Regions from separate parts of the Homo sapiens genome. Here region 2 is linked to region 1. Evidence: chromatin loops called from intact Hi-C (ENCODE). Cell type or tissue: PC-3. All regions are shown on one strand. Links, peaks and the distances in the headings refer to the core of each region. The heading gives the core; the rest is flanking DNA. Region 1 overlaps IGFN1 (immunoglobulin like and fibronectin type III domain containing 1). Region 2 has its middle 17 kb from the start of TMEM9.

Region 1 (10,240 bases), core at 642-8,641:
GGGAGACCCTGTTACAAAAAAAAAGAAAAGAAAAGAAAGAAGAAAAAAAAAAGCAGAGTCCTTTTCAAGATCACTTCACTCACTCTTTGGCCTCTAGGCAGGCCAGCCCCCAAGCTGGCCCACCTGCCCCAGTCTCATAAGCATCCACTCACCCTAGTGTTGCCCATCAGGCAGGGCGGAGGGCAGGTAACAGGGGAAGCTCAGCATCAATTCTCTATCCAATGAATATTTGCCCATCACCTACTAAATGGCCAGCATTGTGCCAGGAAGTAGGTAAATCAATCCTGGTCTCTGCCCTTGAGAAACTTATAGTCTGAGATAGCATTTTCTATCTGAGACCTGTGGTCTTGGGAACATGGAGTGTATTGAGAGATGCCAACAGACATTCTGAGAACAGGAACAGCAAAAAATGTCTGTGATTAAAGATGTGTATGATGTGAGCTTTTGATGTTTCCAAGTCCTGCAGGGGAAAAAAACCTGTCTAACCTTGATCCAAATCTAGCTTTTTCACAAAATACCTATTAAAAGCGTCACTCCAAGGCGTACAGCTTAGAAAATGCTGCTCTGTATTTCTCATCCCCTAATCAGTTTGCCTACGCCAAGTCCTCTAGGGAGCAGCACATTTCTGGCACTTGACGGATGGGCCAGGTGGTCAACACCTGGAGAGCATCTCTGTGCCCCACAGGGCCCAGCCCACTGCAGGTGTTCAGGCTGTTTGAATGAACCCAACAAGACCGAAACATTCTGTACATTTCATTGTTCAAGTGGTATCTGAGTTTTAGTCCTAGGAAGGGCAGGACATGGAATGGAGGGATGGGGGAGGAAAGCCGGCCCATGCAACTTACTCCTTGCAAATGGACCAAGCCTGTCCTATCTTTTCTTTTCTTCTCTGTTCTTTTCTTTTCTTTCTCTCTCTCCTTCCTTCTTTCTCTCTCTCCTTCTCTCTTTCTTTCTTTTTTCTGTCTGTCTGTCATTCTTTCTTTCTCTCTCTCTCTCCCCCTTCCTCCCTCCCTGTCTTCTTTCTTTCTCTTTCTGTTCTTTTTTTTCCTTTCTTTCTCTTTTTCTTTCTTTCTTTCTCTCTCCCCCTTCCTCCCTCCCTCTCTTCTTTCTTTCTCTCTCTCCCCCTTCCTCCCTCCCTCTCTTCTTTCTATCCCTTTCTTTCTCTCTCTCTCTCTCTCTCTAACAGGGTCCACTCTTTTACCCAGGCTGGAATGCAGTGATGCAATCTCGGCTCACTGCAGCCTTGAACTCCTGGCCTCAAGCAATCCTCCTGCCTCAGCCTCTTAAGCAGCTGGAACTATGAGCATGTGCCACCACACCCTGCTAATTTATCTTTTTGTAGAGACAGGGTCTCACTATATTGCCCAGGCTGGTCTTGAACTCCTGCTTTCAAGCTATCCTCCTGCCTCGGCCTCCTAAAGTGCTGGGATTACAGGCATGAGCCATGGGCCCACAGCCTGTTAATCTCTTTTATCAGTGGTGGGAAGTAGAGACAATAGATAGGATAAGCAGTGTCTAACAGTAGCCACAGCAATCACTACATTTTCTGGATTCTTGCTGCTAAGCAAGGCCCATGGCCCAGAAACATCATCTTATTAGAACTTATGAGAAATGCTGAATCTCAGGCCTCACCCCAGACCTACTGAATCAGGGTCTATATTTTTTACAAAAATCCCCAGGTAACTTCTATACTAATTAAAGTTTGAGAAGTACTGCCCTAGCCCAGTGGTTTTCAAACTTCATTGCATATGTAGAAACACCTGGAAAACTCTTAAAAATGTTGATGCCTAGACTGCACCCCAGACTAATTAAATCAGAATCTCTGGGGTGGCATCTAGGTGCCAGTATTTTTAAGCTCACCAGGTGATTCCAACGTGCAGCCAGACTTGAGGGCCAGAGCCCTTTCACACTCATTGTGCTTTTTGCTTGTTCTAAAACCTCTGTGGGTAGGTGGGGCTATTATTATTGTTCTCATGTAATAAGTGGAGAACAAGAAGCCTGCACTGAGTACCCAGAAGGCAGAGTCGTGACTCTAAGAGCTTAGAGTCCAGAATAAAAACACATGGAAGTCTAGTCATACGGGATAATGGAACCCAAGAGGTCATCAACTAAAATATCAGTTTTCAGGAATTACAGAAGGATAGTTAGGAGAAGGCATTTGGCAGGTTGGTGAATGAATGAGGGGAATGAGTTGAGGGAGGCTTCCTGGTGGAGGTGGCCTGGGATCTGTGTGCATAACGGAGACAAAGTGCTGGTTACAGTAAGAATTTGGAACAAGGTAGGTGCTTCAGGAAGAATCTAAAGGCAGAATTGCTAAGTGAAAACAATTCCCAGTCTCCCACAAGGAAGGCTAATCAATATCCACACTGAGTGGCCTCCCTCAGGAGATGCCATTCCTGACTCTCCCATGGTGCCTGGCAGGACCCCCTGGGCTGGTGAGGAATCTCCAAGTCACAGACAGATCGAACACCAGCATCACTCTGAGCTGGGCTGGGCCAGACACCCAGGAAGGGGATGAAGCCCAGGGGTATGTGGTGGAGCTGTGCAGCTCAGACAGTCTCCAGTGGCTCCCGTGCCATGTGGGCACCGTGCCAGTCACCACCTACACGGCCAAGGGGCTTCGGCCTGGAGAGGGCTACTTCGTGCGGGTGACAGCAGTTAATGAAGGAGGCCAGAGCCAGCCCAGTGCCCTGGACACATTAGTGCAAGCCATGCCTGTTACTGGTGAGTGCTGCCTCCTTCCCCGACCCCTGAGCCCTGCAGGCCTCTCCTAAGAGGGGGCCCCTGAGTAGCCGCAATGCACTTACTAAGCCAGGATCCCCACCCTCAGTTTCAGGAAGTAACATTTATTGAGCACCTACTAGGTGCTAGGTACTGGGCTAGGCAGTCCCTTCTTAGAAATGTTTTCTCATTACGACTCATAACTATACTACAATATTAATGTTTTTATTCCGAAGTTACAGAGAAGGAAACTGAGGTTCAAGGTACTTTGCCCTAGTTGTCACTAATGGTATGTGGTACAGCCAGGATTTAAACCTGGAGACTCCAAAGTTGATGTTCTGTAGGAGAGAGAGTGGCTGCTTCCCGGGCATGGCCTTCGAAGGCCTAAGGGCCGCTCAGCTCCCATGGTTCACGTTCAGAATGGGACATGCCCAGCTCCCCGTTATTATTGAAAAGAGGATTGTCTTTCCCTTTGGGCTTTAACCACCACAAGCACCTGATCTGCCTTTGACCCAAGCTGACACTGGGCCACCCCAGCTGACCCTAGTCATCACTATGGCAGTAGGGAGTCACAAACACAGCACACGGAGTCCAAAGTCCCAGAATCTTGTCCTGGCTCTCTCCCGAACAAGGTGTGACCTCAGGCAAGTCATTTCCTGTCTTAGATTGGTGTTTATCTCATCTGCAAAACATAAGCGCTCTGCCACATGTCTGCATCTTCCTCTGTTCCAGCCTAGTCCACCCCTCTCCCTGCAGGGTTCCTTTCTCAGCTCCTGTCCCTCCCCCGCTAGCATCTCCCCATCAGCCCCTGGGGTCTCCCCTGAAGATTCTGCTCCCAGCTGTACTCCAGTCCTTTAGAGGCCCCAGTATGTTGGGATCTCAGCATCAATCCGACTGGCCCAGTCTTCCCCTCCAGCCCTACCTTGCTGGGGACCTGGGGCTGGGGTCCAACTGTGAGGGAGGAGGGAGGTAACCAGTCCTCTTGTGCGTTTCAGTCTGTCCCAAGTTCCTCGTGGACTCCAGCACCAAGGACTTGCTGACAGTCAAGGTCGGGGACACAGTTCGTGTGCCCGTCTCCTTTGAAGTGAGTGTACCTGCAGGGGTGTGGGGAGGGAAGCCCAGAGAGGCCAAGGGGGCCAGACTCAGCCCTGTGGCTCTCTTTTCTTCCCTGTTCCTTTTTGGCCCCTAGTCAGTGCTTGTGGAAATCACTGACTGGGCTTGTGGAAATCAGGTGAGAGACATGAGGCAGGAAGGATTCAGGTCCTCCTTGAAGGTACTGCCCTCACTTGGCGGCTGGGTGGCCATTCTGCTCCAGGCCTGCAAATCCCTCTAGTGGTAGCTTCAGCTACTGCACCTCCAAACTAAGGCTCTTCGGTTCTCCACCTCTCCTAGTCTGGGAATTCAGGGAGCCGGTCGTGCAGATGATCCCCTTTGACTTCACAATGTATTTTTGTGCAAGCACATGACCTATATTTGACTCAGGGTGATCCTTAACCAACACCAACACCACCTGACTTTACAACAGTAGGGTGGTGGCTAAAAGTACAAACTGCCTGGGTTCAAATTTTGATGTCATCACTCACAGCCGTTTGACTTTGGACAAATATTATTTATTTATTTATTTATTTATTTATTTATTTATTTTGAGATGGAGTCTCACTCTGTCACCCAGGCTGGAGTGCAGTGGCACGATCTCGGCTTACTGCAACCTCCACCTCCCGGGTTCTAGCGATTCTCCTGCTTTAGCCTCCCAAGTAGCTGGGATTACAGGCGCATGCCATCACGCCCGGCTAATTTTTGTATTTTTAGTAGAGATGGGGTTTCGCCGTGTTGGCCAGGCTGGCCTCTCAAACTCCTGACCTCACGTAGTCTGCCCACCTCGGCCTCCCAAAGTGCTGGGATTACAAGTGTGAGCCACTGTGCCCAGCCAGAACAAATATCTTAACATCTCTGTGTTTCACCTTCCTCATCTGTCAAAAGGGGATAATAATAGTAACCTACCTCAAAGGTCTGAGGGTTCAAGGAATTAATATATTGAAAGTGTATATGTAGGGCCTGGCATATGACAGCACCCAATATGTTTTAATATTATTATTGTTTAAAATCATCATCATCTGTGTAGGAATTCAAACCAGTCTATCTTACTCTAAATGACTTGTTCTTAACCACAATAATGACAATGATAATGATGGCAAAAATATTTAATGCACATTGAGTAGTTACCATGTCCTAGGCCTTGTTCTCTCTGCTTTCCGTGTATTTATTATTAACGCCTTAAATTCTCAGAACAATCCTGTGAGGTCAGTTAGTGACTATCAGCATCTTCGTTTGACTCTGGTGCCCACCGTGCCCTGTACTGAGGGCCCCGTAGGGAGTTGACGGCATGGTCACCAAGCAGCTGGGCTGGCCTTCCCACCCTGCTCAGGGTCACCACAGTTCAAGGCCAGGACACCGCAATCTTCCTCCTAGACTATTGCCAAATTATCTCCTACATGGTCTTGGCTGCCAGGGTGGTTAACACTCCCCTCCCCACACATCCCTTCTCATTCCCATCCCACCCCCTGCCATGTGAATCCAGAACTCATTATGCTTTCCTGCTCAGAATCTGACAACAGCGGCTCCTGGCTGAGAGGATAATGTCCAGATGTCTGTAGAGGTGTGACGTGGAGGGCACTTTGCATTTTTGCCGAACCTCTTCGTCCAACTTCCTTTCTTGTTCTACCGCCCCCCTACCATACCCGCCTGCCAACCTCACACTTTATCACCACCCCTCTTTCCCACCTGTGTTTTCTTGTCGACGTTGTGTTTTCTGGTCGACTTTCTCCTTGTAGAAGACTCTTCTCACCGCTTCTACCTTTGGCCTAGCTTAAATGCCATCACCTCCATGAAACTGCCAGCTTCCCCTTCTCAACTTTTCCTTCCTCTCCTTTCTCAGGCCATGCCCATGCCTGAGGTGACCTGGCTGAAGGATGGCTTGCCCTTGCCCAAAAGAAGTGTGACTGTCACTAAGGATGGCCTCACCCAGCTTCTGATCCCTGTGGCTGGACTCTCAGACAGTGGTCTCTACACTGTGGTGCTGAGGACCCTGCAGGGGAAGGAGGTTGCCCACAGCTTCCGTATCAGGGTGGCAGGTGAGGCAGGCCTTGCTCTGGGCTCTGGACGCTGGCTCGGCCACTCACCAAGGCAAAGAGGTGTCCACTGGTCTGATCATAGGTCTCAGCCACTCTACCAGGGCTGGGTATGCAAAGTGACCATTCTCCACCTTTCCTCCATGCTTGATGATAGAAAGTAGAAAGGACCCCAGAAGATCCCCTGGGGACTTCCATTGTCCTTCTGCCTCAGGAGCCTAGAGACAGTCATGTCATGTCTCCTCTCCGACCTCAGTTATCCTTCCCGTTGAGTCAGTGAGCAGAGGCGGTTACCACTGTTACATCACTCCAAAGACCCAGGGGACAAAATTGTCTGCAGCCGTTGCACAGGATAAAGGCTTTCCTCCCCAGCTGTGGCTCCACACAGCCCCTGCCCTGGAGGAGCTTCTGGATATCCAGAAATGATCAAATAGACTAACAGTGGGGGCTCTGTAATGCAGCTTCATGAGAGCCCTGCCTCTGTCCAAAAATGCATGCCTTGTCCTGTGTCATTTTACTTAAAAACTGAAGTGAATTCAGTGAAACCCCATCTCTGCGAAAAATACAAAAAATTAGCCGAGCGTGGTGGTGGCCGCCTGTAGTCCCAGCTACTTGGGAGGCTGAGGCAGGAGAATGGCGTGAACCCGGGAGTTGGAGCTTGCAGTGAGCCGAGATCGTGCCACTGCACTCCAGCCTGGGTGACAGAGCCAGACTCCGTCTCAAAAAACAAACAAACAAACACACTGAAGTGAATTAAAATTACTCTTTTGGGGAGATTTTCTACCCTCTAGAGATAACTGTGGACCGCTGGCCAAGCTTACTCTGGGTCCAGCTACTTGTGTGGCAAGACTGCGTTCCCCAGGACCCTCAGAAGTCCTGGGACCTGGAGGGGGCTGGTAGCAGCCCTGCTGGGTCCCCTCCACGTGACCTCCCTCTGCCGTCTCTCCTGAAGCATGCCCGCAGGCCCCTGGGCCCATCCACCTGCAGGAGAACGTGCCTGGGACGGTGACGGCCGAGTGGGAACCCTCTCCTGACGAGGCCCAGGATGTCCCGCTGCACTACGCGGTGTTCACACGCTCCTCAGCGCACGGTCCCTGGCACGAGGCAGCCGACCGCATCCACACCAACCGCTTCACCCTCCTGGGCATCCTCCCCGGCCACGAATACCACTTCAGGGTGGTGGCCAAGAATGAGCTGGGGGCCAGCAAACCCTCGGACACCAGCCAGCCCTGGTGCATCCCCCGGCAGCGCGGTAAGCAGCCCCTGAGAGGGAGGAGCAGGCAGGGTGGGGGTTGCGCTCTGCAATGCAGTGGGATGCACCCAAGCATGGCAAGCGCGCAGGATAGGGACTGTGGCAGGGATGGCCTGGAGCATGCCAAATAACAGCCAGCAGCCCCGAGCTGCTGCTCCTCCCGCTCCTGCCTCACACCCACCTGTTCTGGCATCCTCTGCACCCCGACCTCCGTGGGAAGAATGAGATTGGTGTGGGTGTTTTGGTGTCTGAGGTGCCTTTGGGAGGATTTTCAAAAGCAGCCACAGACAATAAGGCAAATAGAGGTTAATGTTTCTCTGAAAACAAAGTGTATATTTTACCGCAAAGTAGATGTGGACCTTAAGATCAGTCACAGAAAAGCAGGCTATAAAATCAAATCAAGGTTTCATTTTCATAAAATACAAAAATTTCAGGAAAGCTCTACACCAGAATGTCAGCTATAGTCATCTATAGGTAGTGAGATTATGATTTGGTTTTTATTCTTTCTCCTTTGATTCTCTGTGTATTCTAATTGTCCACAGTGAATGTGTATTAGCTACAAAAAAAAATCCATAAAGAATTTTAGGAAAAGGATAGAATGAGGCAAGCCTTGGGGTCCAAATTTGCAGGCAAGATGTGGCAGGAAATCCCAGATAAGGCCTACATGGTAGCTTCATGAACTCTTTACCCAGACCCGGGTCTCAGCCAGGCCTTCCTCGCTTTCTCACCCTCTTCTCTCACCCCGGCTTTCACCACAGACAGGTTCACAGTGAAGGCTCCGTGCTACCGGGAGCCCGACCTGAGCCAGAAGCCCCGGTTCCTGGTGGGCCTGCGGTCCCACCTGCTGCCCCAGGGCTGCGAGTGCTGCATGAGCTGTGCCGTGCAGGGCTCGCCCCGGCCCCACGTCACCTGGTTCAAGAATGACCGCAGCCTGGAAGGAAACCCCGCGGTGTACAGCACTGACCTGCTGGGCGTGTGCTCCCTCACCATCCCCAGCGTATCCCCGAAGGACAGCGGGGAGTACAAGGCTGTGGCTGAGAACACGCTGGGCCAGGCAGTCAGCACTGCCACCCTCATTGTCATAGGTAATGGTGGCTGCCCTGGCAGTGGGGCAGGAAGGAGAGCCAGGAGAGCAACCACCTGCCTGTCAGGGAGGCTCCGGGGGGTGCCTAGAGGGATTCAGCCGGGAGTCAGGAGACCAGGACTCTCTGCCTGACTCTATGAACTTTCAGCTATTTAACCTACCAACACCGGCCCACATGTGGTCTTTATTTGCCCACTTTTTAAAAAATTTATTTTTATTTTTAGTTTTTTTTTTTTTGAGACGGAGTTTCGCTCTTGTTGCCCAGGTTGGAGTGCAATGGCATGATCTCGGCTCACTGCAGCCTCCACCTCCTGGATTCAAGAGATTCTCCTGCCTCAGCCTCCTGAATAGCTGGGATTACAGGCATCCGCCACCACACCTGGCGGATTTTTTTGTATTTTTAATAGAAGGGGGGTTTCATCATATTGGCCAGACTGGTCTCAAACTCCTGACCTCAGGTGATCCACCCGCCTCGGCCTCCCAAAGAGCTAGGATTACAGGTGTGAGCCACTGTGCCCGGCAGATTTGCCCACTTTTAAAATGAGGTATTTGAACTTGGTGAGCAACTCTTGATTGAAGGGCTGTGTACTGCTCACCTAAGCTTCCCAGTGGGGCCACGCTACACATTGCAGGCTGAGAGATGAACAGGCATCCGTATTGCTGTTTCTTAAGTATGTCAAGATATGAACACTTAGTGCCTAGAAAGCCATGCTGATTCTCTCATTGGTAGTCTCCTTTTCAGTAGCACAGATATATATGTTAATAAAGGTTTTTCCTTCGATAGTACTTAAAACACCTTATATTTTGAATAGCAATAAAAGGCAAGCCTCAATTGACCTTTGTGGAAAAACGGCCCCTTTGCACTGGAGCAGAGCATCTCTCCTCTCTGTAGCACCTGTGCTTAGGCATTTAGGAAGCCACTCTCGAAACACCCCAGCTTGTGTACACATGTAGTCCCGGAACGAAGATGGCATTGGGGGTGATTATGGTTCCCCGAGGGGCCAGCAAAGGGCTTTGCCCAAGCTTAGAGAGCACGTGGTGGCTCCAGATTTGAACCCACACCCCCTGATGGCAGAGCCTGTAGTCTAAGCCCCATTCTGAGTTTTCTTCACCACTGAACAGATGCAGGGTGGGGTGGCTGCCCCTCTGAACCAACTGGAATATCCTGTGTCTTGCAGAACCCAGCACCTAGCCTCACCTCACCCTGGGATGGTCCTGGACCCTTGAAGCTTCACTTCCGACACCTGCACTGGCCCGGGAAGCCAATCCCAAGGATGGAGGCTGTGCCCAGAGCCCCAGGAAAATGGGAGTGAGAAGATGCCTGGCGAGGTTTTGGCCAGGAGGACGTGAAGTCCTTGGGGAAGAAAAACAAGGGAGGAGGGCATTCCACCTCCTGGCTCCAAGCTAAGTCACTCAACAGAATGACAGCGAACCTCCTGGACCCTCACCATATGGGTTTCTTTCTTCTTCGCTTCAGGAGATCCAGAGGGCACCTGCCTGCAGGATGGGCCGGCTCCTTATTTTCCTGGGCTGAGCCGTTTGGAGGGAGGGTGGGCACAGCTGGGCCTGCTGTGACCACTGGGAGGGAAGAGGAGAGGAGGTCAGAGGACCTGGGTGAGGACTAGGGCATCAAGGTCGTGTGTGTGGGTGGGGGCAGCCTCCACCTCCTGGATTCAAGAGATTCCAGGGGTGCAGCAAGTGCTTTCTATGCGTTTCTTCATTAAAACATTAGGCTAATACAGGCAGATCATTGGCAAATTTACTTGGGGTGGGTGTGTTGGAGGAAAGATTTCCAAAGCGGAGCCTTTATTCCAGGCTTCAGTTGGGAGGATGGGTGGGTTCTGGATAGAGGAAGAACGGGCTCAGAACTGGACTCTTCTCCTGCAGCCCAGGCCTACATAGTTGATTGCAAGGGCGAGAAAGCCAAGAAGGGTTAGAGGGTAATGGAGAGGCTTCTCTTCCTCCTGGCCTTTGTTTCCTGCACTCTTCTGACTGGCAGAAATCCTGTGAGCAGCAGGGCTGGAGGCCTCCCCAGGTGTTACGTGTGTGGGGACC
Region 2 (10,240 bases), core at 673-8,672, 53 kb before region 1:
TCTTGTGCCTCAGCCTCCCGAGTAGCTGAAACTGCAGGCACCTGCCACCATGCCCGGCTAATTTTTGTGTTTTTAGTAGAGACGGGGTTTTGTCATGTTGCCCAGGCTGGTCTTGAACTCCTGGCCTCAAGTGACCCGCCTGCGTTAGTCTCCCAAAGTGCTGGGATTATAGGTGTGAGCCACCATGCCCACCTGACTTTTTATAGTTTTATTAAAGACTCTTCTACCAGTGGTCAAAAGGGAGAAAATAAACCCTAGTCCCGTCATATATTTTGTTTTTTAATTTTTTAAAATGGAGGTATAACAGATCTACCATAAAGTATATAAGCCCCAGTGTACAGCTGCATGAATTTTTACATTGGAAAACTCAGGTCTAGGAGCCAGGAACCCTGGTTCTGCCGCAGCTCTGCTGTTAAATCTCTGTGTGATTCTGAGCAGGGCAGCTCTTTCCTCCTGAATTTGTTTCCCTAACTGTAAAGTGAGAGCACTAAACAAGATCACTATTTTACAAAGTGTGCTATGTGTATGCAAGTTGATTCTAAGTGTATTTGGGAGAGATTTTATTTTGATAGAGATGTATTTTTTTATTTTTTAAACCTTCATATTGAGTTACAATTTGTATAGGATAAAGTATACAAATCTTAATTGAAGGGTTCAATGAATTGTTACTATAACCGCCTGATGGGTTTTTCCTTCCAGCTGTACAAACAAAATTCCTGAAGACCGTGGCACTGCAGTACACAAAGAGTTTAATTGATGCGGGGCCAGCCACGCCACGCGGGCGACAGAGTTATTACTCAAATCAGTCTCTCTGAAGGCTCAGAGGTTAGGAGTTTTTCAAAGGTAGTTTGGTGGGCAGGGGGCTAGGGCATGGGGAATGCTGATTGGTTGGGTCGGAGATAAAATTATAGGGAGTCAAAGCTGTCCTCTTGGGTTGAGTTGCTTCTCCATGGGGCCACAGGGGCGGCTGGCGAGTCCAGGTGGAGCATGGTGTTAGACATGGAAAAAACCTGAAAAAGCTGTTCTTGGGTTCTACAACAGTGACGTTATCTGCAGGAGTCACTGGGGAAGTTGCATATCTTGTGACTTCCAGAATAATGACTGGCGACCATTTATGTCTACACCTTAGCTGAATTCAGGCTTCTCTATCCTGCTAGCCTGGTGGTCTCTCATTAGCTTTGCAAAGGTGGTTGAGTTTGGGGGATAGGCTATTATCCTTTAAACTATAAACTAAATGTCTCCCAAAGTTAGTTTGGCCTAAGCCTAGGAAAAATTAAGGGCAGCTTGAAGGCCAAAGGCAAGATGAAGTTTAGCTAGATCAGATCTCCCCTACTGCCATAAGTTTCTTACTGATATAATTTTTGCAAGGATGGGATTACCTTTGCATAAACTTGTGTAAATATAGATATAAATCATTCCCAGTTCCCCCAGAAAGCTCTTCGTGCCCTAGTTACTACCTTCACTGTGAAGGTAACTAGTATTCTGAGTTTTTTCAACATAGATTGGTTTTTGCCTGTTTTGAACTTCCTGTAATTAAATCATACAGTAACTACTCTTCATCTGTGCCTTGCTTTTCTGGGTCATCATTATGTTTGTGAAAATTATCCATATTGTTCTATGTAGCAGTTCATTCATTTGCATTGCTAAATAATATTCCATTGTATGAATATACCACGATTCACTTATCCATTCTATTGCAGCTGGACATTTGCATTGTTTTCTTTGGCTATTGTGAACAAAGCTACTACTATTGTAAATGTCTTTTGGTGGACATGTGCATTCATCTCTCTGGGGTATATACCTAGGAGTAGAATTGCTGAGAAATAGGGTTCTCAGTGTTATCCCCATACACAATCTTGTATGAATCTTGTATGAATATACACAGGTGTATTTTAGGGGAGGGAAATAAAGATGATCTTAAACTTTTTCAGATTCTTACAGGGATTTTCTAATTTTAAAAGGTTTTTAGGCCAGGCATGGTGGCTCACGCCTGTAATCTCAGCACTTTGGGAGGCTGATACAGGTGGATCACTTGAGGTCAGGAGTTCAAGATCAGCCTGGCCAACATGGTGAAACCCCGTTTCTACTAAAAATGCAAAAATTAGCTGGGTGTGGTGGCGCATGCCTGTAATCCCAGCTACTCAGGAGGCTGAGGCAGGAGACTCGCTTGAACCTAGGAGGCAGAGTTTGCAGTTAGTTGATATTGCACCACTGTACTTTAGCCTGGGCAGCAAAGTGAGATTCTGTCTCAAAAAATTAAAATAAAATAAAAGGGTTTTTGTGTCCTGGTAAACAATCCTGGGGCAGGGGGCATTATTTTTATTTTTATTTACTTATTTTCTAGACAAGGTTTCACTGTGTCACCCAGGCTGGAGTACAGAGGTGCTATCATGGCTCACTGCAGCCTTGACCTCTTGGGCTCAAGTGATCCTCCCACCTTAGTCTCCCAAGTAGCTGGGACTCCAAGCTTGTGCCATAATGCCCAGCTAATTATATTACTTTTTTTTTTTTTTTTTTAGAGATGGGGTCTCACTACGTTGCCCGAGCTGGTCTGAACTCCTGGGCTAAAGCGATTAGAGGGAGGGTTTTAGAATGCACACATTTGTGTAAAGAACTTAGATGAGGAGAGAGCACATGCTTAGAAAATTGCGGAAACTGCAAAGCTGTGTGTAGGTATAGAGGTGGGTTGGGGAGGAGGGTACAGGAGCAGGGAATATCAGGATCCAAAAAGATACTGTAAGGTTGAAATGAAGGCTGAATCTAAGTTTCCCACTTACACAAATATGAGAGGGACAGGTAAAAGTAACTGAGGATAGCTTAGTGAATAGTACGAGTGTAACGTGACTGACAAGAACAAACAAGCTAATTTGACCTCAGGCTGAATTAGAGGAACTTAAGACCTAAGAACTCATTTTCTCTAGAATAAGGGTAGTGGTGATCCACCCACTCTGCACCAGTAGCCTACAGCTGGGTGCTCTGTTCCATGTTACGGACACATGCTCCAAGGAACACAGACCAGAATGCATTTAGAGGACAGTGGCCAGTATGGTGTATGGTAAAGGCCTCAAACCCTGCCACATGAGGAACAGCTGTAGGAAATGGAACATTGTCCTGGGAAAGAAAAATCTTGGTGGTGATAGCAGTCTTTGGCTCTCTGAGGGGATGTCATGTGGAAGAGAAATGAGTTGCCCAGAGAAATTTCTTGCTATCAGTGAGGGTGTTCACACATTTTTTTTTTGGATGAGCACTTGCTGAAGCTATTTCAGAGGGAGATTAAATATCAGATGAAAAGTTTGATGAATGACTCTGAGTTCCCTTTTAACTCTGAGATCCTGTGAATCTGGCTATGTGACCTTGACTTGGTCACTGAACTTCTTGGAACCTTAGTTCTTCATCTTTAAAATAATAGGTAGACTAAGGATTCTTTAGTGCTGAACACAATCTACTGAATTGCTTCCCAGAGAAGCTAGGTGGTGTTACATATTCCCAATCTTCAGCTGTGACTCCTGCAGTTAAGGTGCTTTGGTCTTAAGCAACAGAAACTGACCGTTTAAGGAAAAAAAAAGAGTTTGTTGGAAAGAAGTGGGAAATTCATATAATCTATGAAACGACTGAAGAACAAGACTTGAAGAAGGCAGAAACCAGAGCTTCCTCCCCTGGCATGCCATGGGGGTGCATTGGCTGTGATGGATTTTTCCCTTATTCTCAGGTCACTATTCAGCATTCAAAGTCCAGATGACAGAATCAGTCCCTTGGACCTAAGTTGGCCTCAAGCCTGCTCCTTGGCAGGAAGGTCAGGACACCTTGATTATCAGCCCAATGTCATCCCCCAAGATGAAATCAAAAGCTATTACTAGAACAAGAGCCAAATAACATGTACCCTACAACCTCCACCCTTTTCTCTTCCATTTATGACAGCACATCAGACTCAAGAGAGTGAGCAGCATTATAATGGAAATAATCTTCAATCTATTTCAATTTACCTTTAAAAGTGAAAAATGCACTCATCTGGATGCTCAGTTTTTACCAGTAGTAGCCCACATGACATGTCATAACTGGGTGCTGAAATGCTGACAAGTCTGAGAACACGACTCCCCTAGGAGACAGACACGCTGACGGGCTTGAGCATTCACAAACAGATATCGGATGTCTGCTATGTGTCAAGCCCTGTGGTAGACACCGAGACTCATTAAGTCAGTGCAAAAAATGGAAAGGTTAAATATTTGCCCCGGGTAAACGCAAAGGGCAAGTGTATTGCATCAGGGTTGAACAGGGTGGCGCCGGCCAAAGAGGGATTCCTTTCAGGCCCGGGCCTCGCAGTCCAAACGTGGCCCGCCCTAGCCCCACCCCCTAGTGACCGCACACTCCAGCCGTCCAATCCCGTCACCACCCCGTCCAGTCTCCACCCCGGGAGGCTCCACTCCGGGTCCAGGCCGCCTGGGGCGTTTGCAGTCCTCTGTGGGAGGTGGCGTCCCGCAGAATGAGAACATTTCTGTGCCGGGCCAGCAGGTGTTACCTGAGTAAGATTGAGATTCTCTCACCAGGCGACAAGGCTTGTTGTGCCCGAGACAGGCACAGCTCAGATTCCCTCCCCGTGGTAATTAACCCGGGGAGAAATGTAACCAATCCCCGAGACTCGGGCCTCCAGCCAGCCGCCCGCTCGCTCCGTCCTTCCCCACCCGGGAGCCGAGCCTGGAAGGATTGCGGGGGGCGGTGCGGCAGGTGGAGGTGGGAGAGTTTGAAATGGATCCTGGCTGGGAGGACTTCCCAGGCCCCCTGCCGGACGGCGGGCTAAAAGCGTGAGGCGAAGGTCGTGGAAAGCCCGCTGGGACCCACCGCGGGGGTGCACTGGCCGCTGGGTCCCAGGCGCCGCGGCGATTTACCGCGCCTGGAGGTCACCGCTCCGCGTCCCAGGGAGGGGCAGGAGGCTGGGTCCTTCTGATCCCAGAAGACATAGCAGCACGGAGACACTAATCCGCTGTTTTTACACATAAACACTTCACACGAGAGAGATTACGTACCTCACATTGCAGTCATAGAGGGATCTGTGGGTGTTAGAGGCTTTCAGCTCCTGCTCTCGGGTGCATTGTGGGACAGAGCCTAGCAGGGAGGGAGCAGAGGCCGCGGCAGCCTCTCGGGTTCTAATCTCCCACCTGCCGCTCGCCCTAGATCATGACGTCACCCTGGACCTCAGTTTTCTCACCTGCGCAGTGGGTTAAGCTAAAACCTGCGCCTCTCTGCCTTTTGAGGATAAAACTGAGACTCCGAAGAGTGTTCGGAAAGAACACGTCAGGAGTGTGCAAGGGTTTCTTTGAATTGTGGATCTCACATCCCTGTCTGGCCTGCACGTTTACTCACCAAGGAATGCCAATTTCATTGTTTTTTGTTTGTTTGTTTGTTTTTTTAATGGTGATAATTGACTTGAAGGAAACCAAGCTAATTACTTGGCTGGATGAGTGTAGAGAGGCAGGGGATGACCAGGTGGAAGAGGGCTGCTGCTTTGCAAAGATTCTCTCAGGGAAAGAAGGAATGGAACTAAGGCCTGGAGTGTGATTTTTTTTTTTTTTTTTTTTTTTTTTTTGGTAAAGATTCCTGTATTCAGAACCGCTCTTAAGTCTGCCGAGTAGAGTAGGAGACTAGGAATCATTTTGAACCAAACCTCTCATTTAACAAATAATGAAACCGAGGCCCAGATAGGAGAAAGTGACTTACCCAAGGGCACGCAGCTGTTGGCCAGTTGGCTCTGGGATTTCTTTGAGGCTGATTGAAACTACCTTCCTTGACCTGGACTTTAATTTCATCTCGCCTAGGCTCCACTCCATGTGAAACCAGGTTTTAGGATTTGGGCTTTTCCCCCAAAGAATTCATGGAGTTGTTTCCTGCTTCCAAGGCATTTTGAATTCCTCTGGTTAAAGGTGTACTCTCTGTCACTATGTCTCTCAAACGAGGCAAGGCAGGAGGTTTCGGGGGTTAAGGAGTAAGTACTCACTGGTGTGGAATTTAGCAGAGGTGAGATTTTCATGGGCACTGTGTACTTTATCAGTTTACAACTTGCTGTTAATAGAGGCCATTAATCACAGCCAACTGCAGCTGGCTTAGCCTGGGACAGGGACAGTCCAGCCATGGTTAGGAGGGGCAGGCGCAGCAGGAGTAACCAGGGAAGGACCTCCTACAGTTACCCTTGAGGCCCGAAAATCAGTCCTAGGAAGAAGACAGTGGAATAAGTGCTCCCAACATGAAGACACTGGCACATATAAATGGTCTCACGGTCTCCGGCTGAGTCCTTCCAAATGACCCAACCTGTGTTAAATGCCTAACACAGTGTCTGACACACATTAGGTGCTTAATGAATACTCTGGAGTTTGAAAGTCCTTGCCCCAAACATCAAGATATCATTTTATTCCCACTTTACAAGCATGGAAACAGAGGAATAGAAAGGTTAAATTATTTCACCCAAGTTATAGAGCAAGGAAGGGGCAGAGCTGGGATTCAAACCCAGACCCTCTGGCTCCAGAGTCCATCCTCTGAGCCACCCAGCAGGGATGGGCCTGGGAAGAACTTACTAACAGTCTAGTTGTCAGCCTCAGACTCCGTCCACCCAAAATATCCTTCCTCCCTCCAGCTGGGTGTGTGCAGCTCTTGCTGGAGAAGGGGTGATCAAGATGACCTCTGGAGGCCCTTGAAGATTTACAATCCTCCAATCCCCCCCTGGAGAATTCCCCCCTCTCAGACTTCACTTGCTTCTCTTTCTGTACTGTCCAACAGGCCGGCCTGGGCCTCCTGACTGAGTTCAGCTGTCATTGTGGGACAGAAGAGGAGTGTGCAAACCCTGCAGGATTAGGGGTGCTGATGAGGCAGCCATCAGAAGACATCACTTGACAGGGCCTCTCTATTTCATGAGTCACAAGGGCTGAGCATGGAGCCCTCTTCCTGCTCCTCCAGAAGCCCTGGCCTCCCCGTGACCCAGCCCTTCTTGTTTCCACCTGATGCTTCTCTCACAGCTGCCATGATTTCATAATCTTTTGTCATAACCTTCCACATCATCCCTCCATCATCCGGTCTCAGCTCACACAGAGGGCTAGGAGGTGAAAAAGTCCACTTCCTGCTTCTCTGCTGGATGACCCCTTCTCCATGCCCAACTGAGAACTCTTCTTACAAATCTCCATAGAAGGGGGTTCTTCATGTTTCTTGTCAATGTTTCTCAGTGTTGACAACTTATAAGGCCGGGGTATTTGGTGAAATGGAATTTCTGGGGGCAGGCTTTCAGGGATTTGTTGGGGCATATATAAGGATTTAAAGTATTCAGATAATCTAGCTCAGGGGTCTGCAAACTTTTCCTGTAAAGGCCTAGACAGTGAATATTTTAGGCAGGTTATACAAGTTCTGTGGCAACGACTCAGTTCTGCTGTTGGAACACAAAAGCAGCCACAGGTGCTATGTAAATAAATGAGTGTGGCTTTTTCCAATAAATTGTTATTTACAAAACTAGGCTGTAGACCAGGTTAGGCTTGTGGGCCATAGTTTTGCTGGCCTCTGATAGAAGTGGTTTAAGGTTGGGGCCTGGGTGGGCACCCCAGGGGAGAGCAGTGGGTAATTTCTGTGTAATGCCATTGGCTGCCTAAGGTGCACCCTGGACCTGCACAAGGATGGGGTACCTCCCTCACCCATCCTACCAGAGGTCATCAGTGGACAGAGGGCGTTGGGGAGCACTACCCAAGGGTCAAGATTGCTCTTCTGTAATGGAGCTGTGGGATGCTGTGTCAAGAGGGTGGAGACCCATAGGTCTTTTTTTTTTTTTTTTTTTTTTTTTTTTTTTTTTTTTTTTTTGAGGTGGACTCTCACTCTGCTACCCAGGGTGGAGTGCAGTGGTGTGATCTTGGCTCACTGCAACCCCCACCTCCTGTGTTCAAGCGATTCGCCTGCCTCAGCCTTCCAAGTAGCTGGATTACGGGCATGTGCCACCACGCCTGGCTAATTTTTGTATTTTTAGTAGAAATGGGGTTTTGCTACGTTGGCCAGGCTGGTCTCAAACCTGTGACTTCAGGTGATCCGACTGCCTCGGCCTCCCAAAGTGCTGGGATTACAGGCATGAGCCACCGCGCCTGGCCCCCACAGGTCTTCTGACCACTGTATTCAGTCCTGACCTGCCCAGACAGCCTTCTCCCTAAGGAAGGAGTCCCACACAAATCTCACTGGCGAATGCCCTTATCTTCTGCAGCTGGAGCAGCAGCTTACTAGGCCTTTCAGATACACTTAGGAAGAAATCCTAAAGCAGAATCTCATTAGCTTGTGTGTGGCTGGTGAGGTGGTTTTTGCTCAGGACAGGGTGCCCAACAGCTCTGGGAGGTCTTTGGTGAGGAGGGGCCTCAAGGAATTATCTCAGATGTGATGGACTTATTTCATTTCCTCTGGGGCACCCCCTCTTTCTTCCACCTCTAAGCCTCTGCATATGCTGCATTCTCTGCTGTTTCTTCCATCTTCTCCACATAGCTAAGTCCTTCTCATCCTGTCAGCTCCTCCAGGAAGGCTCCTCAGATTGCTCTTCTCCCCCAGTTTTTGGCTGGTGTTCCTGTATGTGCTCCCGCTGAGCTCTGATTGATAGTCCCCCACTAAAGCCTTTGTTATGCTTCTCTGTGATCACTTGTTTCACCTGTATCTTCCACTAGAATGTAAGTTAGACTGAAAACTCTGTGAGGACAAGGACCCCAGCACCTTGCACAATATCTGATCTGCAGAAGTAGCTCAATAAATATTTATTAAACAAATTAATGAATTTCACTCACATCAGTGGGCAGAACTTTCCTTTAACTATTGTGAAAATGAATGTGTCCATCACATTCTCTGTAAACTTCCCAAGAAGTTTGAGAGAGCAAAGGTCCTTTCCTGTGGTTATAGAACCAACCTTTCCCTTTCAGCTTCTGTTCCTATTAGTATGTGTGCCGCATGTTGCAATAATTGTTTGAACAGAGGCAGGCATCTTGTTTCAGTGGGATTTCATTTGGAGAGGAAAGTGATGGAAGGAATATTTTCCTGGACTCCTCCTGGAAGGGGAACTTCGTGTCTCCCTTTATTCTTAAGCACCATATTATTTCTCCGTGACTTAGTTCCCCTTCATAAGTATGAAGGTATACCCAGAGCTCTGGGAGGCCAAGGGAGGAGGATCGCTTGAGCCCAGGAGTGCGAGGTTGCAGTGAGCGATGATGACTCTGCCACAGCACTCCAGACTGGGTGACAAAGTGAGACCTTGTCTCTAAAAATACATACATACATACATACAAAATAAGTGCAAAGGTACTGTGTGTGTGTGTGTGTGTGTGTGTGTGTGTGTGTGTGTGTGAAGGAACCCTTGGTAGAGTGAATGTTTACATTGGGAGTAGTTTGAGGGGTTTTCTTTTGAAAGGGGTGTTCCTGAGCTCATTGTGTTCTCAGAAAATTCCAACTGTAGCTGGGATTAGGATTTTTACATCACCACAGATTAATTGCAGACCACCCCCAACCCTCCTCTCCTGGGGGTCGACACGGTCCCCCAGCTGGGGAACAAGGGCTGGGCTTGCAGCCTAAGGGTTCTGATAATACCCCTTGGACTCAGCAACCGTCTCCCAAGGAGCAGCAAGAACCTTCCAGATGTCATCATACCAACCTTCCCAATTTCCCCAGAAAGGAGGAGAGGCACCCAGATGTATGTTGCAGAGTCAGGGAAACTGAAACACAAGTTGAAGAAAATCAGGTGAAAGGAGCCAGTGAGAATTTGAATTCAAATAGCAGCCCACCCTCCCTTCTGCACACTGCCTTGCTCTAGCCGCACTGCTGTGTTCCTCAGTGCCCTCACTGGGGCCATTGGAGGTGGTAGCTCTGCCGCCGCAGGCTGGTCAGTGACCAACTTGTGGGTGGAAAGGAGTTGGGGAGAGGAGGAAGGAGAGATGCGTTTCCAGCCTGTTCAGGCATCCTCCATGCCCATCTCTCCTTATCTCTTTGGAAAACCTGTCTTGACCTATTTTCACCCTTTTTTTGGGGGCCAGCCATAAATGGCCCCAATCACAGCCCTTGGGTAGTGCCAGACCTGTGACTCAGGAGTTGCTGACTCTCTTGATTTCAGGATTTTGTGACTTTGATGGGATAACCTTTGAGGAATTCTTGGGGGGGCAGCTGGAATGAGCCTACTTGGAAGCTCAGTTAGGCCTTGGTTACGAGCAAAGCATGTTTATGGGATATTAAAAATAGATTTCAAGCAAATATATAA

The links. Peaks named below come from ENCODE experiments on the same cell type or tissue, not always from the same donor. Only the 100,000 strongest peaks of a DNase experiment are listed, where the experiment ranks them.
Region 2: a loop joins it to region 1, with 7 times the contacts of the local background. A loop is called at or near these places in 7 of 110 quality-filtered maps.

The regions. Positions count from the first base shown.
Region 1 is chr1:201,219,023-201,229,262 of GRCh38, forward strand. IGFN1 (immunoglobulin like and fibronectin type III domain containing 1) reads left to right here. Exons shown (of 24, transcript NM_001164586.2): 19 at 2,422-2,724; 20 at 3,717-3,805; 21 at 5,657-5,852; 22 at 6,802-7,101; 23 at 7,860-8,186; 24 at 9,364-9,930. The coding sequence ends at 9,377. Among named protein-coding and RNA genes, the nearest start is that of IGFN1, 33 kb to the left of the region's middle. RefSeq lists a silencer at 3,953-4,062 and an enhancer at 6,534-7,526. In PC-3, for the core only: a CTCF peak has its summit at 4,041 (motif pointing left); a DNase peak (open chromatin) is centred at 4,039.
Region 2 is chr1:201,166,469-201,176,708 of GRCh38, forward strand. It overlaps a transcript of TMEM9 not described here. Among named protein-coding and RNA genes, the nearest start is that of TMEM9, 17 kb to the left of the region's middle. RefSeq lists an enhancer at 4,780-4,939. In PC-3, for the core only: CTCF peaks have their summits at 4,771 and 4,985; DNase peaks (open chromatin) are centred at 4,413, 6,993 and 7,393; H3K4me3 peaks cover 1,675 bases; H3K27ac peaks cover 611 bases.